Linked DNA regions of Mus musculus: region 1 is linked to region 2. A link is a loop called in an ENCODE intact Hi-C map of the cell type or tissue named here. Cell type or tissue: heart. All regions are shown on one strand. Links, peaks and the distances in the headings refer to the core of each region. The heading gives the core; the rest is flanking DNA.

What was found. A loop is a pair of places that touch in the nucleus more often than their neighbours do. Peaks named below come from ENCODE experiments on the same cell type or tissue, not always from the same donor. Only the 100,000 strongest peaks of a DNase experiment are listed, where the experiment ranks them.
Region 1: a loop joins it to region 2, with 3 times the contacts of the local background. A loop is called at or near these places in 6 of 42 quality-filtered maps.

Annotation. Positions count from the first base shown.
Region 1 is chr15:11,985,500-12,001,763 of GRCm38, reverse strand. It overlaps Sub1 (SUB1 homolog, transcriptional regulator), which reads left to right and starts at 5,757. Exons shown (of 5, transcript NM_011294.3): 1 at 5,757-5,813; 2 at 7,903-7,975; 3 at 10,683-10,805; 4 at 15,200-15,308. The coding sequence starts at 7,904. In heart, for the core only: a CTCF peak has its summit at 9,884 (motif pointing left); DNase peaks (open chromatin) are centred at 5,733 and 6,263; H3K4me3 peaks cover 2,374 bases; H3K27ac peaks cover 1,293 bases.
Region 2 is chr15:12,817,002-12,833,265 of GRCm38, reverse strand. 6030458C11Rik (RIKEN cDNA 6030458C11 gene) reads left to right here and starts at 8,609. Exons shown (of 9, transcript NM_029998.3): 1 at 8,609-8,799; 2 at 9,560-9,705; 3 at 11,713-11,862; 4 at 14,982-15,408. The coding sequence starts at 8,719. Drosha (drosha, ribonuclease type III) reads right to left here and starts at 8,451. Exons shown (of 35, transcript NM_026799.3): 1 at 8,328-8,451; 2 at 7,099-7,201; 3 at 5,974-6,039. The coding sequence starts at 5,990. In heart, for the core only: no CTCF peak of the experiment used is centred there; a DNase peak (open chromatin) is centred at 8,525; H3K4me3 peaks cover 2,916 bases; H3K27ac peaks cover 1,853 bases.

The sequences.
Region 1 (16,264 bases), core at 5,494-13,493, 830 kb after region 2:
TGAGTTCCAGGACAGCCAGGACTACACAGAGAAACCAGGTCTTGCTAAACAAAACAAAAAACCCCAAACAAACAAACAAACAAACAACAGCAGCAGCAACAACAATAATAATTTGTGTGTGGGTGTCTCACCTGCATGCATTCAGTGCCCATGGAGGCCAAGGCAGGCATCATATCTCTTGGAACTGTAGTTACAAATGTCTGTAGTCACCTTATGGCTGCTGGGAATTGAACCCAGGTCCTTTGGAATCAGTCAGTACTCGTAACTGCCAAGTGTTCTCTCCAGCCCATAGGTGGGAGTCTAAGTTGCTAGGAGATGCGCATGTGCTTAGGGCGTGTAAGCAAGAGACTTCGGCTGTCAAGTGCATTACTATAAGTGTATGCAGACTCTAAGCCAAGTGCAGTTCCAGGATGCTAAGCTATTCCTTATGCTTACGTACCTTATAAAGAGTTCTTTTCTGAGACGTCTGCTCACGTTAAACAAAAATCTTGATGTATGCCACAGAAAAGGACTTTCAGGACAAACAAGTAAGAAAAAAACTTAATAGGATAATTAATATGAATAAAAGGGGTACGTGGAGAGAGAGTTCAGCAATTAAGAGTGTTTTCTATTCTTGCAGAGGACCCAAGTTCAGTTCCCAGCACCCATTGTTGGGCAGCTGATAACTATTTTGTAATCCCAGCTCCCAGGAATCTGATACCTTTGGCACACATCCATGCATATAGTTAAAATACATCTTTAAAGAAAAGAAAAAGCGTTAGGAGTTGGAGAGATGACCCAGTAGTTAAGACTACTCACTGTACTTCTGGAGGACTGAGGTTCAATTTCCAGCATACACATGGTGGCTCATAATTGTAACCCCAGTTCTAGGGGAATCCAGTGATATCTTAGAGCCAGAAGTGGATTTAAGCTCATACCAATTGTCCTGCTTCAACTTCCTAAGTGATGGAATCACACAAGTGAATCATCATACTTAGACATTTTAAGTGTATTAACATTAGTTATATAGATGATTTAGGTGGCATTTGCAGTCACATTTTTCAAAGGATTTAAAATAAGGACTAGAGAGATGGTTGAGGTTCAAGCATGTCTGTCTTCTGCCGAGGATCTGAGCTTGAGTCTCAGCACCCAAAATGGGTGGCCACAACCACTTGTAACTACAGCACTTAGGGAGCTGTACACCTCTGACCTCATCAGGCATTTTTTGATGTCAGTGTTGATCTTTGTGTGTGTGGTGTATGTGTAGGTATACACACGTGTGTACGTGTGAGCGCGTGTGCAATAGCTGGAGGCTGGTTGGCTTTGGACGTCTTCCTCTGTTGCTACTCATCCTGGGTTTTTGAGACAGGGTCTTTTGGTGAACCTGGAACTCTCATCCAGCCAGTGTGGTTGGCCATGACACCAGGCACTCTCCTATTTACTCCCTACAGTGTTGTTCTCCCCTGCTCCCCCAACCCCATGCTAGTGTTTCAGAGGAGAGCTGCCACGCCCAGCTTGAGGGTGCTGTGGATCCTAACCGAGGTCTTCAGACGTACACAGTCAGCACTTCACCCATGGAGTCTTCTCCCCAGCCCTGTCAGCGTTCATTTTTACTGTGATTACGTGCTTCACAAAATATATTTTACAGGTCTATTTGCATTTTTGTCTGCATCTAATTTTTTATAAGTAGTTCTAAAAAGATTCAGGGAGGGATGCTTGCACAAGATTGTGACTCAGTCCCCTCTGTTGTCTGCCTTTCACTCCCTTAACATACACCATTTATCCATTCCTTCCAGCCAGCTCCCCACAGAGGGACAGCATTATTCATTCTTCTGTGAGGGGGGAGTAGACAGGAGTCACGGTGGCGGGCTATTTGGTTTATTCTTCTCTTCTTTCTTTTTCTATTTTTGAAACAGGGTTTCTCTGTCCAGCCCTGGCTGTCTTGGAACTCACTCTGTAGACCAGCCTGGCCTTGAACTCACAGAGATGCACCTGCCTCGGTCTCTGCTTCCCAAGTGCTGGGATTAAAGGCGTGCACCACCACTGCCTGGCTTACTCCCTCAGGGTTTCATCTACCACCCTGACTTTGCCTTCTCTGGTACCTCTGGTCTGCAGCAGGGCCTCTCTCCAGAGTTGTTTATCTTCTCTTTGCTCTTCTGTCCCTCTCTGATTCACTTTGACATTCCTTCCCTTTTGTCCCACATTCTAAATCCTAACGATGTTAACTGTTAAATAGTGTTGCCTAAGATTTACAAAATCCAAAATGATGATCCTTATCACCTCACCCCCCACTCCCTAGTCTTTAGTTCTGTCAGTTGCTATAAAGCTTAACTTGAGGAAAAGCAATTTAGCTGAGATCAGGCTGGCCTGGGGTGATCCATCCCAACCTCTACAGTTGCTATAATAGTCTCCGTGCCAGGTTACAATTCAATTTCAACCTTTTAAGTTTAATGTTTATTGAAATATACTTTTACGCTGGAACAAGCACAAATGGTAAGTGAAACATTTTATCTGCATACTATGTGTAACTACAGTCCAGACCAAGATATTTTCGGCACCAGGCAGATGGCTCCATATTGCCCCCAAAGACCTCCTCCAGGGCAGCCTATAGCTATGTTTGCCCTTCGTTTTAGTCAGGGTTTCTATTCCTGCACAAACATCATGACTAAGAAGCAAGTTGGGGAGGAAAGGGTTTATTCGGCTTACACTTCCTTGCTGCTGTTCATCACCAAAGGAAGTCAGGGCTGGAACTTAAGCAGGTCAGAAAGCAGGAGCTGATGCAGAGGCCATGGAGGGATGTTCTTTACTGGCTTGCTCAGCCTGTTGTCTTACAGAACCAAGACTACCAGTCCAGAAAGACCCACAAGGGGCCTTTCCCCCTTGATCACTAATTGAGAAAATGCCTTACAGTTGGATCTCATGGAGGCATTTCCTCAACTGAAGCTCCTTTCTCTGTGATAACTCCAGCTGTGTCAACTTGACACAAAACTAGCCAGTACAATTGACCCCTTGTCAACTTGACACACAAACACATCACTAGTAAGCCTCAACACTTACATTCTTATTCATCCCCAAGATCTAAATAACTTTAAAAGTCCCACAGTCTTTACAAATTCTTAAAATTTCAATCTCTCTTAAAATCCAAAGTCTTTACAATTAAAAGTCTCTTAACTGTGGGCTTCACTAAAAAAAAACTTCCTTCAAGAGAGAAAAATATCAGGGCACAGTTCTACAACCATCCAATGTCTGGGATCCAACTCATGATCTTCTGGGCTCCTCCAAGGGCTTGGGTCACTTCTCCAGCCATGCCCTTTGTAGCACACGTGTCATCCTCTAGGCTCCAGATGCCTGACCACCACTGCTGCTGCTCTTGGTGGTCATCTCATGGTACTGGCATCTCCAAAACACTGCATGACCCCTTCAGTCCTGGGCCATCAATTGCAACTGAGGCTGCACCTTCACCAATGGCCTTCCATGGCCTCTCACAGTGCCGAGCCTCAGCTGCTCTTCGTGACCCCTCATGCCTTCAAAACCAGTACCACCTGGGTGACTCTTACACATTACCAAGTCCAGCCACAGCACAAGGTACAACATTGGCTATCTCTGGAACACAGCCTCTGTGCTCTCAAAAAAAAAAAAAAAAACAAAAAAAACAAAAAAAAAAAAAAAACAAAAACAAAAAAAAACCAAAAAACCAAACCAAAACAAAACAAACCACTTCCCAGAAGATGTCAAATCATTGATGCTGGTCTCTTCTTAATCACCGCTAATTTCTTAGCTCCAGCTAACCAGCATCAATTGTCCCAGTAATGCAAAGGTTTCACTCTAGTGGTTCTGGTATTTTGTTAATCACAGCTGATTCTTCAGCCCCAGCTAACCAGAACCACTGAACCTTCACAATCAAACTAGCAATGGCCCTGAAAAGAGTCTTTAATTTTCCCTCTGAAATTTCACAAGCCAGGCCTCCATCTTCTGCACTGTTCTCAACATTATCTTCCAAGCTCCTACACAACATCTCACAGAGTTCTTAACAGCGAATGGATCTTCTGGCCCAAAGTTCCAAAGTCCTCCCCAAAACATGGTCAGGCTGTCACAGGAATACCCCACTATGCTGGTACCAATTTGTCTTAGTCAGGGTTTCTATTTCTGCACAAGCATCATGACCAAGAAGCAAGTTGGGGAGGAAAGGGTTTATTCGGCTTACACTTCCTTGCTGCTGTTCATCACCAAAGGAAGTCAGGGCTGGAACTCAAGCAGGCCAGGAAGCAGGAGCTGATGCAGAGGCCATGGAGGGATGTTCTTTACTGGCTTGCATCTCCTGGCTTGCTCAGCCTACTCTCTTATAGAACCAAGACTACCAGTCCAGAGATTGTCCCACCCACAAGGGGCCTTTCCCCCTTGATCACTAATTGAGAAAATGCCTTACAGTTGGATCTCATGGAGGCATTTCCTCAACTGAAGCTCCTTTCTCTGTGATAACTCCAGCTGTGTCAAGTTGACACAAAACTAGCCAGTACACCCTTGTTTAGAGCTTCATACACAAAGACTCCTCTCTCACTTTATTTTGATGACGGTGTTGCTCTAGTTGGACTCCCGCATTCAGTAGGGATGCGCTGGGGCACTTCCCTACTACCCTTAGTAGGTAGTAGTTCCATTCAATACAAGGTTTGAATCACTTATTAATTTTTGCAGCTGTTAAATGTGAAGACAACGATCATTTCAACTCTTGAACCTGTTAGGATGATCACTATCTGTCAAATGCTGTATGTAAACCTTTGTGATGAACAGAACTCTGTTTGTTGTTGGCTACAGGAGGAAACCATCCAGTACACATTCTAAGCCACCTGCTTGTGGTTATTTGTGATGGTGGAGTGGATTTCCTCCGCGAGACTTTGGATCCGTGTTTAGACAAAGGTATGGCGATTCAGTATGCCTCCCGGTTTCTGTCTCCAGTACTTAGCTCCTGTATTCTAGGCTGGTAGTGAGGCGGAACACCAAGTCCATGGTAACCTGCAGAGGAGGATGCTGCGGAAAGGGAACACAAAAGGGGCCAGGGAAAAATGTAGCCCCCAAAGGACACATCCTTACTTTTCACCACCTCGTAATAATGCTGTCATATTATGACTATCAGAGCATTAATTCACTGATTAAGGCACAGCTCTCAGGATCCAGGCTCTTCTGAAAAGGTCATCAGTTGAAAACCAGATCCCCAATGAATGAGCCCACAGGGAGATTTTATATTCAAACCACAATTACTTTGGAGCCCCAGAACTCCATTTTAAGAATAAAGGTTTCGTGGCTAAGGACATTTGTAAGATTTCTTTGACTTTCTGAATTAAATAGTGCGCCTCGCAGGCTTGCTTCCTTTGGATTTTAGCAGCATGAGTCAGATCTTAAAGGTAGAAACGGAAAATCATCTGTAGGCAAGTGGGTCAGCACATTGTTTTTTCTCAGAGTAGCTCCCATCATTTCAGTACAGCATTTATAGAGCGGTACCATATACAAGCTATTTGCAAGCGCAAAGCTCCGTGGATCTTGTCATTTATGTTTCATTGACATCTCATTCTCCTTCAGATCAGGCCCAAGCTGCGTGGCATCTCACTGTGGTGCCATCTCCCTCTTTCAGGAGCATTTACTTCAGTATCTGTGGCGGCCCCTTTAAGGCCCTGGAAAGGGCCGGCTGGCGGTTGGGCGGCGAGGCCACGCCCCCTTCACGTGGCCTTCGTGCCATTGGGCGGAGCCAGGGCCTCTAAGCTGCCGTCATTTCCGGCTCTCTGTCAGTCCGGAGTAGGCGAGCGAGCGAGGCAGAGGTTTTTGGTCGGCCGGAGCGGAGCGTGAGTGCGTGGGACCCCGGGCCCATTCCTCGGGGCTGCGGCCAGGCCGACCCCAGGCTACCGCGGCCCCCTTCGCTCTCCTTGCCGGTGGGGAGAAAAACGGCAGCTCGGGGGAAGGGCCTCCGCTCTTGCCCGCGTCCCCGCGGGGCCTCGTGTGGCGGCCGCTCTGGGGAGCCGAGCCGAGGCGGTGGGCGCGGGCAGGCAGGCGAACGGCGGGTGATGGCCGCGCGCCCCTCGGACTGGGTGATGGGGCTCCGGGCGGAGGCGCTAGCGGTCTGCCCTGAGGCTGCGCTCGCCCACCCCTGTCCGGACCACCGTGCTCGGGAAGCCATCCCTTCCCCACCCTCGGGGGACGCTGGCCCCGCGGGGTCGAGGGGCGGGGGGCGCGCTCGGCAAACATGGCTGGGCTCCGGGGCGAGGAGAAAATGGCGCTGGCGCAAGGCCCTCCTCTTGTGCACGCTCTCGACGCCCCACGCCCCCTTCCTGAGGCCGGCAGTAGCCCCAGCCCTCGCCTCGGGGCTTTCGGGAGCTTCCTGGCCGCGACCCCCACGGTGCCACGCGCCGGCTCGCCCTCGAGAGCCTCGCACTCTGGGATGTTTTCAGTATTCCCCAGCCCCGGGCACCGACTGGTCGGTCTATAAACTACGGTCACCCCTTTTAGTTACCTTTTGCTCGAATTACGAAGCCCCCCGCCCCCCGGCCTCCAAGAAACCACCCCAGTAAAGCCTCATTAAAGTTAAAAGTCCAAGTGTAGGGAACGGGGCTGGCTTTAGTTCCCAGTAACAAACATTGTTTTCTTATTGGGTAGATTTAGGTTAGATAATGACGTGGTTCTTTGAAGTAATTTTAGTTCCCCAGACAGCTTTTCGTAATGGGAGATAGATATGGCTGGCTGTTTGCAAGCGAAAGATTTGTTTATGTGCAATTCCCTCTCAAAAAACAGGCTTTGTGTAGTTGTGTGACCGAGCTAGCTTGGGAAACTTGATTTTGGAGGTCGGGTTGTGAAATGGAGCAGTAAGAGGAAAAGCGAAGGGACTGGTTAGGAGCCTTCTCCCTCCTGAGTTTAGGTATTACCTCTAACGGACTGGCCAGTTGTGTAGAGTCGTGGGCAGGATTTGGGTAGCTCACTTTTGCCTTGACCTCCTATTTTGCACATTGAATGCCAGTTTGGTCTTTAGAGAGCTGGGTTATAATTTTTTTGATGTAGGAGGTAGGAATTGATGTATCTTTCTTGAGCATTTACAGAATCTTGTGTTTTTTAGGACCTTTAAGCCATGTAGAAGTTAGTAAGTTTATTTAGATGGAGAGAGCAGAAGATAGTTTGGTAAATAGCTTTTGCTACCTGGTTTTACCATTTGGTGTAAGTATCTTGAAAAGTAGTTAGGACCTGCCTAAGGACTTCTTGAAATGTGGGTTAGACGAGTTGTCTGCCCTTTGTTTTATGCAGTAAATAAACAGCAGGCTCTGCACTGTGTGCCTGTCTGGTGAGTTTTGCCTTGCACATAAAGCCTTCACATTTTATATATTTCCCTAAGTAGAAAATCAGTGCAAAATTATTGTGAATTGTGTATAACATTGTGAACTCCGATTGTTGCCTGTTGTTTTGATAGTGTGGCCACAAAGTAAAAACTAGTGTATACAGAACATGTAAAAGATGATTTATAAGGGCAAAATTAATTAGGTATTATGCTTACATGGGCAAGCTGTTTATGTTGGAGCTGGTCCCCTCAATGTGAGTGGAATTATGTACATTTCTCTTGATTTTACGGTCATTATTCTCAGCTGCTTTCTTGTAGTCTACCCACAAACTTTATAACCTGTCTAAAAATCAGTTGTTAAAAAGGCCCATTGACTTTGAGAAGGGTGAAGGAATGTGCACATGGCTTTTATTTCTTTTTTCTGACTGGGTTCAGAATAATTGGCTGTGCTTGTTGTTTGCAATTTAGACATGTGTTCTGTGTAACGACTCCAGTACCACAAAAAGGCAGAATGAGCTGTGGAAGTTAATTTTTTCTTTTGGTCTGGGAGAGCTAAGATGAAGGTACTAAAACACCTTGTAAATTATTCATGTGATGTCTTTTTCTTTCAGAATGCCTAAATCAAAGGAACTTGTTTCTTCAAGCTCTTCAGGCAGTGATTCGGACAGCGAAGTTGAAAAAAAGGTAACTTTTACTCTACCAAGTTCTTTTATAGAACAAAATGTATGGTGCATTAATTGCTCTATAATGCTGACATTGAGTTTTGAAGGGAAAGGCCTGTCAGTCTTTTAAAGTAGGTTTTGCTATGCATCCTAGACTTCTCCAAACACCTGGGATTTCCCTGGGGGGTGGGGGTGGGTGGGACGCTGGGATGGTGTTACCAATGCTGGGCTCAGAATGTGAGAGAATCTACAAGGGTAATTTTGTAAAGATAAATGACTGATGGATTCCTTGAGTAGAATATTAGATTCTAGTCTCATCTGCAGGACTTACATCAGATTTAAGAGGTCTTTGTGTTGTACTTGGGGTTCAGCCTGGCAGCCCAGTGCATCCTAGGCAAGTACTTGCTATATCTTTAGCCTTCTTCTTACTTTTTATTTGCAACAGGGTCTCAGTAAGTTGTTGGGCTGACCTTGTACTTTTGTCCTTCTGCCTCACCCTCAGGATTAGGGACCCAGCTCAGACTAAGCAAGTCCTCCATTGAGCACCTCTAGTAACCAAGAGTCAACAGAAATGCTTCATTAGACTCTAGAGCACTAGAATTCTAATGAGACCAAAGACACTACTTATCATTATTTAGAAATTCGTGTCATTCAAAAATCCAGTTGATCTAGCCTGCTGTGGCGCCTCGTGTGAGTTTGATCTCTGTTCTTCCACATGGTAGGAGAAGAGACCCCATTATACCAAGTTTGTCCTGTAACCTCATGTACCCACATACAGGCACCACACGTGCAACAAATACAAACTGATGGTAATAACATTTCCAAAGCTCTGTCTGACCTACAGGTATAAGTCACTATTGGGCTGCATGGATTTTTGAATGAAAACATTAATGTTGATAGTTTCTCAGTCATTGCTCCTCTTCAAATTACTGAATTTTAGTTTTGGTACATTTTAACTTTAAAAGTTATTTGCTTTTAGTAAATAAAGTCATCCAACACAGCAAATACAAAATTACCCATTTTGTCAGAATAAGCTTTTTCTGTGTTAGGTGATCGTTGTTTTGTCAACTTCATTCCACTCAATTGATCACAGCAGTGAAGTGTGACAGAGCTGTTCACCTTGTGGTCAAGACTTCCTTCCACACCGCTGTGTCTTAATAGAAATTTATGTCTGAATAGACATTCATATCCTAGAAATTGAACACATTGTATTCACCCTTATTTGTTTACTTGCTTTGTTGAAAATAAGTAATTAATGCACCTGTGGTTTACAAAGTGTAAAAGCAGCAGGCAAAGCTAGTTTTATAGTTCACTTGGTAGAGTGCTAGTCTAGCACTCAGGAAGTCCCAGGTTTGATCCCCTAGCCATGGGAACGGAAGCAGGAGGGTCAGAAGTTCAAGGTCACCTGGGATAATGGGGACCCTGTTTTATTTATTTAAAGCAGCAACCCCCCCTCTTCTTAAAATTTTTTTTAAAAAAATTTTTGTTATTGTTTAGGTTTTGTTTGTTTTTTTGGCCTCTGTACTCCCTAAGAAAAGGGAGCTCTATAGGAAAACTTAGGAAAGTTGGAGCCTATAAATGTACAGATAGACTGTAGTATCATTTATAATTTTGAAATAAGGCTTCAAACATCATATATAGCTGTACTTGAAGTCTTTTCAGAACTTGTAGAGTGTAGCCTCTAAGAGTGAGTGTCACTGACACTGAGGTTACTTGCTGCGTGCACCACTCAGAGGATTGTGTTTTGCTTAGCTGACTGTGTAGCTTGTCTCACAGTACTATTAATTCTGTAAACATTTACATTAGGTGCTTCCATAGTTTTCATTTCATAGCATATTATTGCCCTAGCCTCAACAAATTTAATATACGTTTAGTAATATTAAACTAGTTTGTCCTTTCCACTAAGAAGGAACATGCCTGCCCTCTACTGTTTGGGCTGGAAACTTAACATGGGTTTTTAAAAATTCTTATTTTTTTAACTTTTCGCTCATTTTGAGAATGAGGTCATATGCAATTTTTTTATACTAGTGCTAATTCTAAAATATGGGGTTGAGTACACTAGTCTTACTACTGTCCATCATCAATTCTTAGTGCTGAAGAAGTTTTTGAGTTGTTGATTTTCAGTGCCTGGTATAAGATAGTAACTTCCTTTACCTAGGCATGCTTTTTTATTTTTTCCTCCTAAGAGTTAAATTATGTAGCCCTGACTGGCCTGGAGCTTGCTATGTAGTCCAGGCTGGAAGCATACATTCTTGAGAAAGTACAGATACCTTTTGGAATAGACAAAGAATTAGTAAGTAGTCAGTTTTAGTCATAAATATGTTGGTTTTGTTTGTTTTTTTGTTTGATCTTCAGCTTTCCTGCCTCAACCTTAGTCAGGGTTACAGGATATACCAGTATACTTTGTTTTTAAAAACTTAAAATAATAAGAGGAAAGCTTCTGGTGGATTTGTGGTTTCCAAAAGTTTATACAGAAGTTATAGGCTGCTTGTCTTTCTCTTTCCAGAGAGTAGTGTGTGGGTTCTAGTTCACAAGATCACTGTTTTAACATCTGAGGAATCTTTGGGGATTTTGAGAGTAGAGTGTAAAAATACTATCATTAGTTATGTGAAGACTAGATTCATAGTTAAAAAATTTTAATGTACATATTTTTCATAAGTCAAAAATTTGAGTAACTTTTTAATGAAGTGTTTTGAACTTCACAAGTGTGTGTTCTTGCCTGTTTTAAGTTAAAGAGGAAAAAGCAAGCGGTTCCAGAGAAGCCCGTGAAGAAGCAGAAGCCTGGTGAGACTTCTAGAGCACTGGCATCCTCCAAGCAGAGCAGCAGCAGCAGAGATGACAACATGTTCCAGGTAGAGTCGGAGGGCACTGAGTCCAGTGGACAGATCCTGATCTGAGCACACCAGTCTTCCCTTGTATAGTCCTCTTGACCAGAGTAGAAAGTGAGGGTAATTTGTTCAATTCTGGGCTATTGGTAAAAGCCCAGTAGAAGTCTAGTTTTACTATATTTAAATGATACAAATCCAAAGGTCACAGAAAGCCAAAAAAAGATTTAGAACTATATATTTGGGAAGCAAATTTGAGTAAGTAGGATGAGTATTTGACTGGAAAGTGTAAATTTGATAGTATTTGAGAGAAATGGCATAACTTAGGCTTCATAAGAAACAGAAGGCTGGGGACAATAGTGTATGGGTACAGACAATGCTGGGATAGCGTGTTTAGACCAGGAGTCTGAGCTTAAGGAAAGGGGCATCGGAGAGAATAGATGGAGTGAGATGGGAACCCCAGGGAGGGCTGCTGGGTGTCTTGGCTTTATTAAAGTGTTTGTAGCAATTCAGTATTTGCTTCACTGCAAACACTGATCGGTGAGATGAGGCATTGTAAGTAAATAATGCTGTGAGATTATGGAGGCAGTTATATAGACTTTCATTTGTATTGATAAGGGAGAGAGTGATGATTACAAAGACGGTGATGAAGAAAGACCAGCTGTAAGGTAGACCTGCCAGCAAATGTGGCCACTGAGGATCTCCTGTAGCGCCTGGGGGGCTTGGCTGGGAATTATTCTTGTTGGCTTTTACACGTGCTCGACCAAATAGCCAACCACCAAAGAACACAAACCAAAGAGAGGAGGCGATAGCAGCTTATGAGAGATTTGCAAATGAATGATGAGAGGAGAAAGGATGTAAGTAGATAAAGTGGTGAAAGAAAACTAAAAGTAGTAGAAGAAAGAAATAGACAAAAAGAAAATGTAGATTAATTATTTAGTTATAGGTTTCAGTTCTTCGACTTCAGTATAGTTTCGGGGCAAAGGTTGGTTTGATAGAGAATATAGGTGAAGGTATGTGATGAGGAATGTAAAAGAATGCTGTTATTGCTTCAAATGGATATTAAGTTGGATGCTTACAGTGCTCTATTTCATTCAGGCTTTGCCAGGTCCTAGTAATCCATGTGGAATGTGATCTGTAACCTTGTGGAATTTAAGGGAACCATGATTACATACGCATAGTAAAAATGACAATGGGTCCTGAGAAGTAGTGAACAGATTGAGAGAGTAGGCATGAGAATCTCATTAAAAAGATAAGGCACCTAAATCTTAAAACGTGATCGGTGCGGTGTGTGGACAAAGGGAGCATTTTCAAGAGCAGGAAATTGAGTTAATACCTTGAAGTGGGAAGGAGCTCGGGTTGTGTATGAACTACAGAGCCTGTGTGGTTGAAGCCTGGGAAGTCTTGCTGATATCAGAAGTCTGGTGGAGATCTTCCAGGGCTATTTGACTTAAGTACAGCGAGTAACTGGGGCAGGATAAATATATAATTGACTAGAGTATTTTGTAGTGTTTGTAAAGAAGGGCTTTGGAATATCCAGTTTCATAACTGTATCTTGGCTTTCTTTTACCATCATGCTGTGCGCTTTCCTTTCTACCTCTGGCCTGATGGGGTGGGGGGAGTCTGAATTGAGGGTCTTTTTGTTTGTTTTGTTTTTAATAGCCCTAGCTTACTTGGAAGTCACTATATAGAATAGGCTAATTTGAGTTTTTAGCAATCCTCCTGCCTCTCCTCAAGAGCAGAGGCTGTAGACATGTATTACCATGACTTTTAAAAGTTGTTTTTTGGTAGAGATTTTTGAGAAATGGGGTCTATTTTTAGGGGATGACTTTTTTTTTCTCACTAGGAAAAAAAGAGCTTTGGTTCATTTTTTGTTGGGTTTCTTGAGACAAGGTTTTTTTGTATGGCTCTGGCTGCACAACAGAGCTAGTTTTAGACCCACAGAGATCCACCTGTAGCGTACACCTACAGTTTTGCCTTTTATGAAGACTTTTGTCTCAGTCAGTGTTCTGTTGCTGTGAAGAGGCACTATACAACTCTTAGAAAAACATTTTCTTGGAGCTGGCTTACAGTTCAGTGGTTTAGTCCCTTGTCACCATGGCAAGAAGCGTGGTGGCAGGTAGGCAAATGACTTGCTGGAGAGTAGCTGAATTCCACGGGCAGCCGGAATGGAGAGACACTGAGTGTGGCTTGAGCTTCTGAAACCTCAAAGTTCACTCTCACTTCCTCCAAAAAGACTGCACCTACTCTGACAAGGCCAGGTGTCCTAATCCTTTAAAATAATGCCTCTCCTTAAGAGCCTAAGGAGGCCATTTTCATTCACATCACAACAGCGGCCCTTCCTTTGAATACTTTGGATCTTTCCTAAATAACTTGGTGAGTTTATTAAATGCATGCCCTATTTTTGGGCTGCATTCTTAATTCTTGTCCTATGTCTGTCTGCTTTAGTACACACTTTCCTTACATGTACTGAATCTAGAAAGTGGGGACATTCAAAAACCACATAGTTTGTGTTAAGCCACCAGTATAAATAAGGTTTTTTATTTATTTTTTAAAAATGACAGGGTCTCGGTATGTAGGCCTGTCTCTTAGCTACAGTTTTTGTTGCTGTAAAAGACACTGATCATGGCAACTCTATGTGTAAAGGAAAACTTTTAATTGGGGCTGGCTTTTATAGTTTCAGAGGTTTTATAGTCTTCAGAGGAAGAGCTGAGAGTTCTGTATCTTAATCTGAAGGCAGCAAAAGCTACTGTGAGCCACACTGGGCATAGTTTGAGTATGAGACCTCAACGCCCACCCCCTACAAGTGTGTACAGTGTTGTAAGATACTTGATCACACTGTGAACCCTGAGATTGTATTTACTGGAAAAACCTGTTTTTAGTTGTGTGGCTCAGCCTTAGCACATACCTTTAGTCAAAGCACTTGCTGCTTGAATATTGTAAACAGGATTAAACAAAGTCAACCATAGGTCAAGAGGCAGAGCAAGTGACAGGAAGTGAGCATAGGATCATTAAGAAACGTAGAGGACAAGAGGAGTCAGGAGGACAGAAATGCACAGGAAGGAGAAGGAGGGACATTGAGTTTGAAGGAATTTGTTTGACATGGCGTGAGAGAGAGGGCATTCTGGTGGGACTTGGGCTAAGGAGGAAGGTTAGTCAGCTGGGTGCTTTCTCTGCCTCTCTGAGCTAGCAATTTTCCACCCCAGCACCTGGCTCCCAAGACTTCATTGGTAAAATCAAATAAATGATTGTGATTTTGTTTTGTGTGTTTTGCTTTTTTTTTTTTTTTTTAAACCAACAACAGTACACACTTCCTCCAATAAGGTCATATGAACTCTAACAAGGCCACACTCCCCAATAGTTGCAGTCCTGTGGGCCAACCATTCCAGCTCATTGGTAGCTAGCTGTTTCTGTTCAGCCAGCACACCCTTGGTAGCCTGGAGCTTGCTATGTGTAAACCAAGCTAACCTTGAACACAGCTGCCTGTTGCTGCCTTCTGAGGTGTTTTACTTTTTGATTTCTCTGAGTTTACTGCATTAGGCTGTAGGCATTTCATTTAGGTTGAATCAGATTGTACTGCTGTTATTTCACTTAACGCTATAGCATAGACAGGATTGCCTATATAAAGACTGAATAGTGTTCCATTGCATGTGTAAGCCATGTTCTATTTGTGTCCTCATCTAAGGATAGACTTTTGGGTTGCTTCTACTTCTTAGCTATTATGAATAGTGTAATTAAGGATAGTTAAGATCTCTTGGGAGACTCTACTGCCAGTTGTTTTGGATGTGCAGTTATGTGCCGCAAGTGTCAGTCAATTGAACACATACATATAAGTGAGGATACTCTAGGATTGGTACCATGGTGTGTAAGTTGTCTCACTAAGTACATTCTGATGCTCACACAGGAGAATCTTCTGAGTATTCATTTCTCAGAATATGTCCGGTCTGTTAAGTATATGTTTTGCCCTCAAAGCGGGATTATTGGAACATTATGTTTCTATTTTTGTCAAAGGACATCCATTCTATTTACTGTGTTATATTAAATTTCATAATTTTTAAAGTGAGACTGAAGAAAGATAGCTCAATAAGCAGAAATGCTTGTACAAAGAAAGACCAGAGCTTTAATGCTCAGCACCCCCCTGAGGTAGTTGGATTTGGCTGCAGATGGCTATAATCCCAGCACTGAGGGGCAGAAATGACAGCTCCTGGATACTCTGTGGTCTGCCAACTTAACAGTGAGAGATCTTTTCAAGGCAAGGCAGAGAATGATAAAGACACTTGAAGTCATTCTGTGGACATACATACATGCATGCACCCCCCCTTCCAATTGCAGTTGAATACTTATTCCAGGATTATAAGTGCAAGTTGTGAATATAAATTCAAAACCTCTCTTTATGCATTTTCTTTCTCACTCTCTGCTAGATTGGAAAGATGAGATATGTCAGTGTTCGGGACTTCAAAGGAAAAATTCTAATTGATATTAGAGAATATTGGATGGATTCAGAAGGTGAAATGAAACCAGGAAGAAAAGGTGAGGTTTTATTTCTTCAGTTTGATGTTAATACTGATTGAATGCTTGCCTTAAAATGTTACAGGGAATACAGGTTAAGGATTGGCCTTACTTGGTTGATCCTCTTATAAGCAGTTTGTAATGAAACCTAGGAAAACAGCATCTATTGTCACGTTGAATTGATCACTAACTTTAACTTCATTTTTATCAGTTCCTAGGCAGATTAGGCATTACTTTGGAAACTGTAAAATGAGAAGTAGCAAACTCCTGGGTTTAGTGTTTGCTTTGGATTCAGCTCTAGCAAGATGTTCTCTAATACAGAGTCCTTAAAGGTCTCTATCCCCTTAGTATTGGTGCTTTGCCCAGTTCAAGCCTCTTAGCATGTAGAAACAGTTTATTCTGTTACAAAGTAACTAGAAACCATTTGCACCAACTTATGTTTAGTTTTCTTGTGACAAAATAGGAGATAAAAGCAACTTAAGGGAAGAAGGGTTTATTCGACCCAGCCAGAAGGCAGCTGCTCACGTGGGGCCCAGTCAGGATGTGGAGAGAAGAGTGTCCTGGGGCTGGGCTTGGTGTCACTGAGGCCTTAGGCGGGTGGGGCCACCCACATTCAGGGCAGGTCTTCTTTCATCAGTTTAATCTGTCCACAGATACTTGTGGACACTCACAGAGGTGTGTTCATAATGGTTCTAACTAAATCCATTGAGTTGATGGTCAAGATGAACTGTTAACTTGTGCTCCAGGGAGCGTAGACAAAGGCGCGCACATAGTAGAGGAGGGACTGGTTGGGAAGAGGCAGGCGATGGGCAGGAGTGGGAAATGGGGCATAGCAAGGGAGTGGAGGGTGAGATACATTATATACATGCAGGAAAATGTCAGGTGAAACTGTTGTACATGGTCATGTTAAAAAACTTTGAAAAAGATTAACACTACACTACCTAAATTTATGTAGTTCTATGGGTTGATTTAGTTGA
Region 2 (16,264 bases), core at 4,819-12,818:
AGTCATACAGTGAGATCCTGTCTCAAAAATAAGGTGGGTAGTGCCTGAGGAGAAAATTACACAGGCACACACACATCACTATGTACACACTATGCAAACAGGTTTCTTAAATACCTAACTACCCGTACACAATTAATCAGTACCACCAAAATATTCAACCCATATAAAAGAATTTTTTTTCCTAAAATCTTTATAGCCAGCTGTTTCCCGTCTCTTCCACACAGCCCACCACTACAGCCAATCCCTGGACCCTTCTCCTCTCCATTTCCTACCCTTGCCCACATGTCCCTCTAATCTTGCCCAGTGTCTTAATAGCTCATTTGTTAAAACAGCCTATATAGCTCTGACCCACTCTACTTTAGTGGGCACCAGGCAATGCCTCGGACTTAGGAGGAACCAACATTTCATTCCCTGAAGGCCAGGGAGAAAACAGGACTGCTGAACACCACTTAAATGGGCAGGCTGGTGCCCATGTTAATACTTCAATCAGCTTCTGCCAACACATCCCCGGCAACCTCCCGCAGCCAGTTTACTTTCCAGGCCACTACGGATGCTGGGTGCCCTCTCTGGGTGTGATGGTTTGTATATCCTTGGACCAGGGAGTGGCACCATCTGGAGGTGTGGCCTTGTTGGAATAGGTGTGACCTGGTTGGAATGGGTGTGTCACTGTGGGTGTGGGTATAAGATCCTCACCCTAGTTGCCTGGAAGTCAGTCTTTCACTAGCAGCCTTTGGATGAAGACATAGAACTCTCAGCTCCTCCTGCGCCATGCCTGCCTGGATGCTGCCATGTTCCCACCTTGATGATAATGGACTGAACCTCTGAACCTGTAAGCCAGCCCCAATTAAATGTAGTTTTTTATAAGACTTGCTTGGTCCTGGTGTCTGTTCACAGCAGTAAAACCCTAACTAAGACAGAAGTTGGTACCAGGGACTGGGGTATTGCTGTGATGGGCCTGACCATGCTTTTATTTGAAAGAATGTGGATTTTTGGACTTTGGATTTGGAACACAGTGGACTGTTTTAAATGGGGCTTAATGGGTCATCCAAGTAGGAATATGGAAGACTTTGTTGCTGGGAGTGATTTGAACTGTGTTGACCTGGCCCAAGAGATTTCAAAGGAGAAGAATTTCAGTATGTGGCATAAAGACCGTTTTTGTGGTATTTTGGTGAAGAATGTGGCTACTTTTTACCCTTGTCTGAAAAGTCTGCCTGAGGCTAAGGTGAAGAGACTTGGATTAATTGCATTAATTGCATTGACAAAGAAAGTTTCAAAAAGGCCCAGCAGAGACTCTGTTCTCTGGTTAAGTCTCACAAAGAGAAGTTTGAACAAGCATAGCAAGCTTAGAAAGGCAAAATATAAAATATATGGTTCGAGTATTAAAGGAGTACCAGGAAGTGAAATGGAGCAAAATCTTGTGTTCTAGGAGATAAAAGATTAAGGGAGTGGGACCTTGGGGCAAGATTCTACCCAGCTGAATTTAGATCCAGGCATGGTGGTACAAACCTTTAATCCCACAAGACAGGCATGCTGATCTCTGCATTCAAGGTCAATCTACAGAGCAAGAACCAGGATAGCCAAGCTTAGGCAGTGAAGGATTTAGGAAACATAAAGCTAGTGATAATGTAATAGTACAAGGGGATCATGTTCTAGTTCCTGTAAGCAGCAGAACTCGGCGGCTTCAGCCATGTGGCTCGGGCTCTAGAGTTAAGAATGGAAGGAACTACTGGGAAAATTGATGCTGGTTAGCTGGAGCTAAGGAATTAGCAGTGATTAAGAAGAAACCAGCATCACTGAGTTGAAATCTGGGAGTTGTTTTCTGGGAGCACAAAGAAGCTGTGCTCCAGAGATACCCAAGGTTGTACCTCATGCTGCGGCTGGACTTGGTAATGTGTAAGAGTCACTCAGGTGGTATTGCTTGTGAAGGAATGAAGGGATCATGGAGAGAAGCTGAGGCTTAGCACTGTGAGAGGCCAGGGAAGGCCATTGGAGAAGGTGAAGCCTCAGCTGTAGTTGATGGCCCAGGACTGAAGGGGTCATGAAAAGGATTTGAGGCTTGGCACCCTGAAGAGAGCCTATGAGAGGCTATTGGTGAAGCCTAGTTGGAGTGGAACACCCCAGTGTATTGGAGATGTCAGTACAATGGAATTATCACCAAGAACAGCAGCCGTAGTGGAGTGGATCAACCTGAGCTTACAGTGCTACAGAGGGCAGAGCTGGAGAAGTGATGACAGCCCTTGGGAGGAGTCCAAAAGATCAAGTGGAATCCCAGAGACTGAAGCAAGAAGCTGTAACATTGAAATTGCCTTGGAGACTCAAAGATGTTAAAGATGCCAGAGCCATGGGATACATGCTGAGGAAAGCTGCTAACAGGGAGTGCAACCAGCCCAGGAGAAAGCAGTTTGTTGCAGTCAACAAAGATGAAAAAGGAGTGGAGATCTGAAGACAGCTTTAACATCAGCCATGGAGATGCAGAGTTTAGAGTTTTCCCAGCTGGTTTCCTGCCTTGCTTTGTGGATTACAGTTAATTAAGTTGAATGAATCGAAGAAGAGACCTTGAACTTTGGACTTTTAATGTTGTTGCGACTGCTATAGACTATGAGGACTTTGAAAGTTGGACTAAATGCATTTTGCATTATGCTATGTTTAAGTATGGCCCCCATAGACTCATGTTTTTGAACAAGTCTATGGGGACCAGGGAGTGGAATATGATGGTTTGTATATCCTTGGACCAGGGAGTGGCACCATCTGGAGGTGTGGCCTTGTTGGAATAGGTGTGACCTGGTTGGAATGGTTGTGTCACAGTGGGTGTGGGTATAAGATCCTCACCCTAGTTGCCTGGAAGTCAGTGTTCCACCAGCAGCCTTTGGATGAAGACATAGAACTCTCAGCTCCTCCTGCGCCATGCCTGCCTGGATGCTGCCATGCTCCCACCTTGATGATAATGGACTGAACCTCTGAACCTGTAAGCCAGCCCCAATTAAATGTTGTTTTTTATAAGACTTGCCTTGGTCCTGGTGTCTGTTCACAGCAGTAAAACCCTGAGTAAGACCCTGGGCATCCTTCCTCACATCTCCATCCCCCTCTCTGTTTACAATACCTCTCTTCTATCACGAAGAAACACCGACCCCATCAGAACAGGTGCTGTATCAACGCACCAACTCATCTGCATCCAACCCCACCCCCAACTTCCTGCTAGCAAAGCTTATCTTGCTAGAAGCAACTCAGGGCTCCATCTCCAAATACAGATATGGGACTAGGGGGTCACTCTCCATCTGCCACTCACAGTCTCTCCCTGCTACCCAACCCTTCACATCAGCATTTAGATGCCCAGTCAGTCTATTCAATGCTTGCCTTGGCCTCCACTTCTCCTTCAACTTCATTCATACTGCCTCATCTTTTTCATACTCAAACTCCCTGAAAATGATGGGACAGACTAAATGTTTCCTCAAAATCCTTATATGCCTGTGATGATATGTGGAGGATGGAGCTTGAGGAAGTAACTAAGATTAAAGTAAGTCATGGGTGTTATTGATGTGAGTCATGACCATGCTGGTTAGAATGAAAAAAGGCCCCATAGTTCATGTATTTGAATGCTTGGTCCTCAGCGAGCAGAATTTATTAAGAAGGGTTACAACTGTTGGAGGAGCTGTGTCACTATGGGTAGGTTTCAAAAGCCCACACCAGGCCCAGACCGTTTCTCTCTCTCTCTTTCTTTCTTTCTGGTCTCCTCTCTCTCTCCCTCCTTCCTTGCCTGCCTACATGTGGATCAGGATGTAAGCCCTATGCCTGCCTGCCTGCCACCATGTTTCCTGCCATGAGACTGCTTCTAACAATCCAATGATGAGATTAGTGCCCTTATGAAAACAGAAGAGAGCCTGGTCTCTACCTGCTGAGGGAGGATACAACAAGAATACCACCTGATCGTCAAGACAACAACCTTCACCATGAAAGCGAACCTGAAAATCGATCTTGCTGACACCCTGACAAAAGTCTCTAGTCCTCCATCAGTGCGCCAGCGGGATTCATGCCAGGACCTTGATTTCTACAGTTACTAAAAAGCAGGAACGCTAAATTCTCTTCCCAATAAATAGCATTTGTTGAGTATCAAGACATATACACATACCATGAATCATCCTGAAGCCTTTTTCTCCTTTACCTCATTACTAAAACTTTATCTCAAAACTAGAATAATGTATGTGTCGCTATATCTTAATAAAAAGGTTCTTGGTGTTTTGCTTTGGTTTGATTTTGTTTATTTTTTTGAGATATGGTCTCATTCTGCAACCCTGGGCTGCCTGGAACTTGTTATGATGCAGGTTGGTCTGGAACTCACAGAGATCAGCCTGCCTCTGCCTCCCCAAATAAAAAATTCCTACCATTTTCTTTGCAAATGCTTTAATAATACTTAGTAAGCACTTCTTTAACTAGCTACCATAATATTCTTTCTAATCTTTCAGCAACCCCATCACCACACTGTTTGCCTTGTAGGACCGAGCAACTGATAGATCCTTGGACTTCCATTCACAGCTGCTGCTGACCATTGTTGGGAGTTGGACTGCAGACTGAAGTCATCAACAAATTCCCTTACTATACAGAGACTACCCATGAGTTCTGTGACTCTAGAGAACCCTGACTAATACAGAAGTTAGGCTCCAGTGAAGGAGTGGACTTGCTTACAAGGCAAGAGCAAGCGGGCAAAGAGCAGGAGCTTCCTTCTCCCACACCCTTACAGAGGCTTCCAAGCAGGAGGTGTGGCCCGGCTCCCATGCAGGTAGATTAAAGATGCATCTTCCCACCTCGAAGATCTGCATCAGAAGTAGATCTTCCTACTTCAAATTAAGCAAAAATCCCCTCAATTGTCGCTTCTATTTTTGGGTTTTAGTTCCAGATTAGTCAAGCTGACAGTGAAGAATACTCATCACTAACTTCTATATTAGTCAATGTAATAGCCATTCAGGGTCGCCTTCTAGTCATTCGCCTTGAGAGATTTAACTGAAGGCTGAGCCAGAATATAAAGCTCTTGCTTTTGCATCAATCTGCATCTCAGTGTCTCAGTGTGTGTGTGTGGGTGTATGGGGGTGGGGGGGTGGGGGGTGATCTCAAAGTAAGTACACTGACCAAGGGTCGAAGTCTTACAATAGCAGGCTAAGAAAGGAGTAACAGTGTTAGGAGGGGTGATAGATCCATGTCACCATGGGGAAATTGGACAGCCTCTCCACAATGGAGGTAAGGATTATGTCTGGAGTGCAGGAGATCCCTCAGGGCAACTCTTAGTACTACCATGTCCTGTGATTAAAGTCAGTGGGAAACTACAACAGCCTAATCCAGGCAGGCATGCTACAGGAGGAGCTGAGAGGTCTGCATCTTTATCTGAAGGTTGCCAGCAGAATACTGCCTTCCAAGCAGCTAGGATGAAGAGTATTAAATAAAGCCCACACCTACAGTGACACACCTACTCCAACAAGGCCCCACCTCCAAATAGTGCCACTCCCTGGGCCAAGCATATACAAACCATCACAGTTAGCTAGAAAAAGAGGTAAGCTATTCTAACAAAGTCTTCTTATGAAATGAAGAGATTCACTGTATAAATTCTCTAACTCTAGAGAACCCCGACTAATACACCTTCCTTAGATTTCCTGTTCTTACAATACTCTCCACGGCTTCTCAGCAGGTCCTGCAAGCATCACAGTTCAACAATCATTAGGTAAGTCTACCTTCAACACTGACGTGCCATCAAGAACTGCAAGCTCATGGGGGTTGGGGGAGGGGGCTCTAGGATGTTTCTTTGACTCTTCTGGTCTGGTTCCTAGCTGTACTCACAAATCTCTGAACAAGTTATGACCACAGATAACAGAATGAACTCAGTCCCTGCCCTTCCCCTGTATCTGAACCTTTCCCACCCTCTCTGGCGCACTACCTTCCCTCTCTTCTCTAGGCTCTCGAAACTGCCATTCCTAGAATACCACTTACCACGTATTGCCTTGCATCTCGATGCGTCCTGTAGAAAGGCTACATCTTCCGCTCACGATGTAGGTTCTACAAGACAGAAAAGGTTTAAACACATTTCTAAAACTGCCAGTGCTAAAAATGAGAGGAGGGGGCGTTTTTGTTTACAAAATTTATAAAACTACCTTATCAGTAATTTTAGCCTATTCACAAAATCAGGATTTGTATTCACAAAATACTGAGCTATTGTCCATTTTCCAAGCAAACTGCCTGCTGTCCTTATTAGCTGGACAGTTGTGCTAGCCCAAAACTATCCATTGCTAAGATGACCAAAAGCAGCCACCTCCAGTCTCTGGTTTAGTAAAAGACTTAAGGAAAGACGTCCTCCATCCTCCACAGACAAATTTCCCTTCACTGTAGAGCTAGGATCAAACCAACACACACACACACACAGAAAAATCCCAGTGAAACCTGAATTCAATTTCAAATACAGCCACAACCTGACTAACCAACAGTGACCATTCTTCATTCTTTACTTTGTTCTCAGTTCTTCCCACAGAACATTGTAAACACAAATGAACTTCCACAAAGTGCTTTCTCTCTCTCTCTCTCTCTCTCTCTCTCTCTCACACACACACACACACACACACACACACACACATTGGGCTATCCCAACACTGCAGAGGCAGAAACAAGCAGGCAGCCTGGTCTACAGAACTAAAATTCCAGGACAGCCAAGGCCCAATAAAAAACAGCTACCAAATAATAAGATAAATGGTTGCTCCTCAATCCAATACTCTCATGATTAAACTTGGGACTCAAAGAGCTACTGCTGGTACCACAGGCTACTCACAGTATTGAGTACAAACACCACGCTTGGCATTGGAGGCCCTACAGAACCTGAACCCAACTTTCCCAGGCTTATCACCTGATTTCTTTCTCCAAAGCCCCTCTTAGCCCATACTTTCCAGGTCAGTTAGCATAGCAAGCACTAACAGGAAACGTCTTTGCTTCTGCTCTCCCTTACTTGGCCAGTGAATTCCTACCGATCCACTAACCTCTTGTGAAGAACTGACTTCCCTTGGGAACGCAAGCTCACTCCTAGATTGCTACTGCTTAGTGTAGACTCACTTCTTTTACGGAGCTTACCAGAATCTGCCGTCTGTGACAGTCGTGTGTGCCCATGTTGAACTCCTCCGGCATGTCCGTGAATCAAGGGTTCATTCAGTCATTCCTGCAGGATTCACAGTCTCTGCACACAGTAAACCGCAGGCAAGTTTGACTCTCCCTCATTGTGCATGCCTCTAAGTCACTACAATTCCCTTCCACCGCTCCCCACAAATACGCGTTTTCAAAACCACCTGGGAGGTATACATTCACCGATTCCATCACTTACTGAGCCAGCACACGTGAGACGCTTTCCCAAGCTCTGTAGGCTCAAAGATTATAAGGCACACAAGCCTGCAGAGTTCAAGGATCGCAAAACCCATATACAAATGTTTATATAATAACAACAGTAATACGATGTCCCGAACACTATAAAAAGAAAAACGCGATGTGATAAATACAATAAAGTAAGGATGTAGAGAGTCCTGGAGAATAAAAAGGACTCTACTGAAGCTAGAGGTGGACAACAGTCAGGGAATTAACACCTCTCCACAGTGAGAAAACGGCACACTCCGTTAGAGAAGCTAGACAAAGGCCCTGGCAGTGGTGGCGCACGCCTTTAAACCCAGAACTTGGGAGGCAGAGGCAGGCGGATTTCTGAGTTCGAGGCCAGCCTGGTCTACACGGTGAGTTCTAGGACAGCCAGGGCTACACAGAGAAACCCTGTTTCAACACACACTCCCCTCCAAAAATAAAAGCTAGATACTGTACCACTGTACTATGGATGCGAAGTTCAAATCAATGAATTTAATGCAAGTGGGAAATACCTATTCTTGGGATGCCCTTTGAAAGCAGGGAAACCGAGGGCGCGATTCTGAACAGTTTACTCGTCCAGGACCGACGACACACAAGACTTGCAAGGTGTGCCTTTAAGTCACTGAAAACCCCGCACTTTCCCCAGGTTCAACCTGCAGCCCGGCCTCCTGCTGGATGAAGAGCACGTTGGCTGGTTTGCATCTCCCGCCAGCCTGCGAGGTTAAGTACGGGACTCCGGGACTCGCCTCCCCCCGCAAGCCGGGCGGCCCCGCGCCTGGACCACGGCTCGCGCTTCGCAAATAGATGAAAGGCTTCCTATCTACGGGATCTGTACCGGGTCGCTCTTTTCCCCCTGGCCGCAGAGCTGCCCCGAAGCCACCCAGACCCAACTCCCAGGATCGTTTAGGTCGATACTCGTTCTCTGAAAACCCATCAGGCGCCCCCCGTCTACCTACAGAGAGTCCCGGGGTCGCCGCCATCAAAGCCCAGCCTGGTTACTATAACACCCTCCACGGCTGAGGCGCCACCCACGCCTCCGGAACAGGAAGCCCCGGGAATTAAAAGGCAAACCGGAGAAATCCGGACCTGGGGAGGGAAAACTCTCCGGAGCGCGTCGCAGCACCTTTTGCACCGTGATTGGCGGATCAGCGAGAGTGACGGACGTATAGACCAATCGACATTGTCTACAGGTCTCACACTCGCCCTTCCACCGTGTCGTCCTCCAATCCGGAAGCGCAACCGGGTGAGCGCGCGTTTCCGCCGCGATCGTGCCTTGGGGGCGCGCGGCTTCGGGCAGCCGGGCTCCTCTCCCGCGTGTCCCGCGGCCTCCCTGAGACGCGCGGAGACATGAGTGACACCGGAGGCGACCGCGCGCGACTCAGGCGCTACACCAAGCTCCCGGTGTGGGTGGTGGAGGATCACCAGGAGGTGAGCGGGCGACACAAGCCACGGAGCCCTGGCAGGAGGGATTCGAACCCTAGCAGCCTGCAGAGGCTTGACCAGCACCTAACGCTGGCTGCAGCCTGTCCCCCACCACCACCAACGTCATCATCCCACGGTTTAACGAGAGGGTTAGCCAGGACCTGAGGGACCATAATCGTAGCTCGTGTCATATGAAGAGGAAAGCCTTCAGCGCTTATTAATGTACAACATGGCAGTGCAGTCGTAAAGTGGGTAGACTTCTGGAAGACGACCTAGCAAGTCTGGATTTGTTTATAGGACCCCTGGAGGGTCTCTGGATATAAAACAAAAGGGATCAAGAGTGAAGCTCTGCGATACACCCCTTCCCCCAGGAAAAGTGGGTTATTTACTGATGGAGAAAGTTAAAGGAGGAAAGAAAGAAGATCTCTGAGACAAACCCAACTTTGGGTTACTCTGTGCTTTTTAATTTGTTGGTAAACTTGGATGTATAGCATGTAGGAGGAAAAAGTCATCTAGTCCCACTTCACCATCCTAAAGGGACAGAAAATGCCCTAAAACTTAGAGTACCTGGAACACAGTTTAATGCTAGAGTGAGTGGTTGGAGATTATCATCAGAAACCATCTATGGTAAAGCTTTTTTTTTTTTTTTTTTTTTTTTTTTAATGTTCCCATGTTTGACCACTTGATGCACTTCAGGTTGGTGCAGTTTCTTGTTTTGTCTGCACTTGACAGTGTGCAGTTCTCACTGTGTGTGTCTGTATTACAGGTTCTGCCTTTCATATACCGGGCCATAGGTTCGAAGCATCTTCCTGACAGTAATATAAGTTTCTTACATTTGGACTCCCACCCAGACCTCCTTATCCCTGTGAACATGCCAGCAGACACTGTGTTTGATAAGGAAGCACTCTTTGGGTAATGTGACTTTTTTTTTAGTCATATTTTATGTATTTGAAATACAACATATAGCAGATGATAAACAAGAGATTTTGCTACACTCACATTTGCATTTTTTGTTTGTTTGCTTGCCTTTTAAATTTTTATTTAGAACATTTTTTTTTCTACCCACTAAAAGAGCCAAATAGGGATCAGGTGCGATGGCTGATCCCTGTGATCCCAGCCCTTGGAACGCTGAGGCAGGAGAATTACAGTTTGAGGAGAGCCAGGGCTACATTGAAGCCTATTTATGGTTAAGTGTTGTCAAGATGCTTGGCAGAGTCTAGAATTATCTGAGAAGTCGGTTGCAGGGCTTGCCTGTGGAGGATTATCTTGATTGGATTAATAGAGACCACTCCCTTGTGACCACCACTTGTGAGTTTTTGGGTCCATTCTTTTTCAAACCCCCACACATTCCTACCCTTGATAACTAATATCTTAGTGTACTGGTGGGTTTTGTGTGTCAACTTGACACAGGCTAGAGTTATCACAGAGAAAGGAGCTTCAGTTGAGGAAATGCCTCCATGAGATCCAGCTGTAAGGCATTTTCTCAATTAGTGATCAAGGGGGAAAGGCCCCTTGTGGGTGGTGCCATCTCTGGACTGGTAGTCTTGGTTCGATAAGAGAGCAGGCTGAGCAAGCCAGGGGAAGCAAGCCAGTAAAGAACATCCCTCCATGGCCTCTGCATCAGCTGCTGCTTCCTGAACCTGCGTGAGTTCCAGTCCTGTCTTCCTTTGGTGAAGGTGAAGAGCAATGTGGAGGTGTAAGCTGAATAAACCCTTTCCTCCCCGACTTGTTTTTTTGGCCATTTTATTTTGTGGAGGAACACAAACCCTGACTAAGACACTCTCCCACTGAGGCCCAACAAAGCTGCCCTGTTGGGAAACAGATTCCACCGCCAGGCTACAGTCCCACCCCCACCCCACCTCCCAGTTGTTGGGGATCAACCTGTTATAGCCAAGGCCAACCTTGAACTCCTGCTCCTCCTCCCAGTGCAGGGACTGTATGCACGTGCCACCGTGCTCAAGTGTCTGCATTCTTTTATACTTCCAAAAATCAAGCCTTGGAAATAATGAGTTGTGTTGTTTGTGTTTACTTTCCTTAAATTAAAAATGAAATTTGTAAATGTTCATTGTAAAATATTAAATTATTATGTCTACATAAACAAGTTTTCTTACTTTAAAAAAGTACATTTATAAAGCTATTGCGTGGCATTATTTAAATTTTTTAAGATTTCTTTAATTTTTGCCCTTGTAAATGACACCTGGACTCTCATCCATTTCATTCAGTCCATTGTTTATGTCATTTTGATTGAAAAAGTTATGATGAAAATTCATGCTCTTACGGAAGGGATTAGAAAACAAGATAGTAGTGTCAGTACTAACTCAGATAAGTAATGTCCTCCACCAAAACTCCACAAGCTTCTAAAGCTTGACTAGGATACAGAATCCACCAGTTCACCGCTCTGCTGTCTAAATAACCAGTTAATTGGTCTTTCAAAGAAAAAGTGATACTTATTTCGCAACTCTGTTATTGATGATTCAAGTGCTAATTTTAGAGGGGCTGGGGCTTTTTCTTGAAGCAACTGTTGTACTTCACAGTCTATAGCAGTTTTGGTGTGGTCCTCTTTTTGCTTCACATAATATTTTAAAATATCTACTTAGGAGCAAGAATTAATAAAACTGAGAACATTTTTCAGTCAAACTACCTTTGGACAAGAGTGATAGTTAGTTATAAAACATGCAGTGACTACTAAAAGACCTCCCGAGGCCTGGCTCTTAGGCTACCGACCCACCAGGATGCTTGTGTGCAGTCAGTACAAATGCTCATGCAGCAAACAGAAATCATGTTTCCATGGAAACAGCGTTACCCTAATAGTCCCGGGAACCTCCCAAGGGACCACACTTAAAACTTACTGTCTTAAAATGTTTGCGGAAAAACACTCATTAATATTTTAATGTTTCTTGTTTCTTGTTTTTTTTTCAGAGAACTGAGTATCGAAAATTGGATTATGCCTGCAGTTTACGCTGGCCATTTTTCTCAAGTAATCTGGCTCCACCCCACGTGGGCCCAGCAAATCAGGGAGGGCAAGCACTGCTTCTTAGTAGGCAAAGACATTTCTACCACAACCATCAGGTAATTTCCTCATTTTCAATGAGTATGGAAGGATTTGAATTCTTTTCATTATACTTTGAATTCCTGTAGTAACTTCCTACTAAGCCCCATCCCGTCCAAAAAATAGTTCTTGAATCATCAAAAACCAAGTTTTAATTCTGTTGATTTCCTTCATGTGGCCTTCTGCTCCTGATGCAGCTATAGTGTGTTGAATTTAACTCTTAGAAGTGAGCCAGGCAGGGGTGTGGCACACACCTATAACCCCAGGCCTTGAGAGACTGAGGGTGCTCAGAATTAAGAGTCAGCCTGAATTCTAGAGTGAGACCCTGTCTTAGGTGTCGCTCAGGAGTGGATCGCTTTCCTAACATGCCTACAGCCCTGTGTTCAAGTCCCAGCACTAAAGAAAAAAAGAAAAAAATGTAAGCTTACGTGGGAGTTGTGGTCCATATCTATGATCCCAGCCGTCTGGAGGTGGAGGCAGGACGAGCTAGAGTTCAGAGTCATCCTTTGTCTCTAACAAACAAAAACAACAAAATTCACTGGGTTTGCTTTCATCTGTAGTAAGTCCGTGTCTGGACTTTTAGGTTTTACACTTATTGATGTGATTTTTGGTATTTAGTCTAAGTTAAATTATTATGCTCTCTGATTTGAGCTGTATGTGTATCAGGTTTTTTTTATGTGCAGTACTTAACCAACATCCTCTATCCTGGGCTACTACAGTCTCTGCCCTCTCTCCTGGGCTACTACGGTGTCATCTTTAGAAGTAGCTGTCAAGGTCTAACTTCTTGGGATAAGAGGAACTCTTTATGAGTATACACATAACTTTCTGGGCCCTAATATGTAATGAAAATTGTGCCCTTTATTTCTGTTTCTATTTTATGACAGTATTATCTTTGGTGGAATGTGTTTTTGTCATTTGTGTGAGTAGCATCATCTTGATTTATAAAAGTCGTACTTACTATATAATTTCTTAACGTAATTAGAACTCAACATGTAACAAATATTGTACATAATACTGGTCAATATGAGATTGAGTTCAATATGTTGAGAGGACCTCATAGAACCTATAAAATCAAAGCATTTCATAGATTTTTGTTGCTGCTGTTACCTGACAGACAACAGCCCTTTTGTCTCCCAAATGCTGGGATTAATGGTGTGAACCACTGTGGCCAGCTTGATCGGGATGTGTGTGTGAGAGGTTTTTGTTTTTTACCTTGAGACAGGTTCTCACTTACATTGCTTTACATAGCCTACAACTCTATGGAGACCAGGTTAGACTTGAACTCACAGAGGTGTGCCCCCCCAAGTGCTCTGATTAAAGACGTGCATCACACAGCTGCCATAGTTTTTCTAAGACAGGACCTTATTCTGGCACAGAGCAACATAGATATTTTTGGAAACTCAATGCATAGTAACAGTTTGGAGAATATTTTGCTAACCTCATGTTGTTAATCTACCAAGTAAACATGTATGTACAGCCAACTGCGATGGAGAGCCATGGGTCTGAGTTTATTTACTTGCAGAAATAGAAAAGGTGAAATTTGCTTTACTAAAAAGATGACACGGCTGTGCGGAGAGCTAAGTTGGTAAGGTGCTTACAGTGCAAGCTGAGGACCTGAGTTTGCGCCCAGAACCTGTGTATGACAAAGCTAGGCACGCAGCACATATGTCTCATGCCAGTTCTGAGGAGACAGAGACTGGCAGATCTGTGCCCACAGGCCAGCCAGTGCAGCCTACTTGTGAGCCCAGACCAGCAAAAGACTCAAAAGCAAGATGGAAAACACTCGGGAAATGACCCCCAGGGTGACCTCTGGCTTCCGTGTGCACACACTAGCTTCCATACCCACACATGGACTATAAATTCAGGTTGGGGTTACAGTCTTTTCTTTATTAGGATGTTACAGTTTTTCACAAGCTTAGACTTACTTTTTTTTAACGTCGTTGATCTGTTTTGAAAATTGTCTTTAATTTCATAGCTCTAGGGGCTGGGGTGGAGCCTCAGTTGAGTATTTGGTTAGTATGGTTGAAGGCCCACTCAATCCCCAGCTCATATATATACCAATTATGTTGGTACATGCCCACAATGCCACTCAGAAGATGGAGACAGGAGAATCAGTTTGTGGCCAGTCTAGGCTACGAAAGACCCTGTCTTCTCAGGTAAACCTAAAGCTGTGTGTGTTAAGTGCGGACAGGTGAGAAATAAATTGTATCGTTTTCATGTGGTAGAGCATGCCTCTGAAAAATGTATTTGAATTGAGTGTTCTAAGTCCTTACCAAGACATAATATAGTCAAAAGGCTGAAAACATACCAATATTTCTAGAATCAGAAATCTTGCCTACATATGCCTGTTGTCCAAGAGTCCAGGGCTGCTGAGGCAAGATCGCTCGAGCGCCAAAGTTAAACACCAGAATGAGCACCATGGTCACACTCTGTCTCATTACAAAAGAAAGAAAAAAAAGTCAGGGCTGGAGACGTGCCTCAGCAGGTAAGAGCACTTAATGCTTCATCAGAGGACAGAGACGGGATCTTAGCAGCCACGTTCAGGAAGCTCACACACACCTGTGTGTCCAGCACGGTGAGATCCTTGGGCTCTTGCATGTACATATATCAAGCCGGTGTAACAACTGTCCAGGTCTCCTAGCTCTCTATCTGCTTTGTCTCACCTTCAGAGTGTGTGTGTGTGTGTGTGTGTGTGTGTGTCCCACTTTGTAGCCCAGGCTAGCCTCATTAGCCCTGCCTTAGCTTCCCAAGCTTTGAGATTATAGATTCAAGTAAGCACAGCGGGCTCCCTATCTTCGTGTTCCCCGATCTCTTGAGTCCTCAAAGGAACTTTCCACTGTCATGGTCACGGCTGCTTGTAGGGACAGGGAGAGCACTGCGCCGTTCACCTGTTCTGTCGGTCACTGACCAGAACTCCCATGGCAGCCATATCCAGCTGCAAAGGTGCGCTGCAAAAATACATGGAGTCTTTCCTTCAGACAGTAGTGTGCGGGCTCAGAATATGGAGAACGCTGACTTCTGAAGAGAACGTGCCGTGGTTAAAGCGCCTTGTTTTTCTCCTGTGTCTTAAGTCTACAGTGTCACAGCATAATGTCAGCTCACGTGCTTGTTCCTGACAATATTTTTTCCTTCGGTCCAGGGTTACAAGTACAGATTCTTACTTCCTAAGTGATGGTCTGTTTGTACCTGAAGACCAGCTAGAGAACCGAAGGCCCTTACAGTTAGATGTGATTCTGGTAGAACCTTACACACTCTGTAGCAAACAAGATGACAGTGACTCTGTGTCTTCTACAAAGAAGCCCAAGCTGGCACTGGGAAGTGGAGAGAGCAGCGCTGCGGCTGATGGGCACTCTTGCTCAGAAGGACGTCGAGGAGACGCAGTGACACCAAGAAGTGACCATGCTTGCCAGGAGCCGTCCTGCTCACGTTCCGGAGGTCAGCAGAGCCAGAACACAGCCACCGCTGGGGCGATTCTGGACATACTGAAGACGGGAGATGCGTTTGTTTTAGATATTGACTTGGATTTTTTTTCTGTCAAAAACCCCTTCAAAGAAATGTTCACTCAGGTAAATGTGGTAGCTTGAAAACGTACACCCTGACAATTGCATAACATGTCTCTGGGTTATACATAGCAATCGCTCTGCAAACAGCTAGATGGTAATCATTTTAGGTTCAAAGGCCCTGTTTTCTGCCACGTGGTCTGTTCTTTCCCAATCTTTTAAAATTATATCCTAGTTAAAAATTCCAAATTCTAAACTACTTCAAAATCCAGAACTTTCTATGAACCATGATGAAGTACACCTGTAAAGTCCGCAGATATTCCAAAACCTGAAAGACCTGGGATTTGATAGGACTTCTGCTTCCAAGCATCTCAGAGAAAGATATCCAATCTGCACTAGACTTTATAACTTACTAGCTGTACTTTTTACTTCTTACTACACAGATTTACTTTTTAGGGGGTGGTACATGGCTACAGCACACATGCAGATTCAGAGGACAACTTTTCAAAGTCGGTTTTGGAATTATCAGGGTTGGTGGCAACCACCAATACCCTCCAGCCTGCTTTATATTTAATGTAAACAAAGATAACAGGACAAGACACATACGTGTAACACCAACACCTAGATATAGGAGATCATGGGTTCAAATCCAACCTGTGCTACATGAAACCCTGTCTCAGGTAATTCCAACTTCTCACATCCATTGCTTACCAGCTGTCGTCCTGGAAAGGCACTTGCCTTTCTGCCTTGCAGCACAAGCAGTCGCTCATGGCCTGGGAAGGGCCTCAGTGCTAGTGTACCTGCCGACCTTGCTCAGGGTGGTGTGTCCAATCTCCAGAGCTCAGAGAAAGTGCTTTAATAAACCCCAGCTCATGGAACTGTTCCAGTCAGCAAAGCACAGAAGACGGTGCCTCAGCGAGCG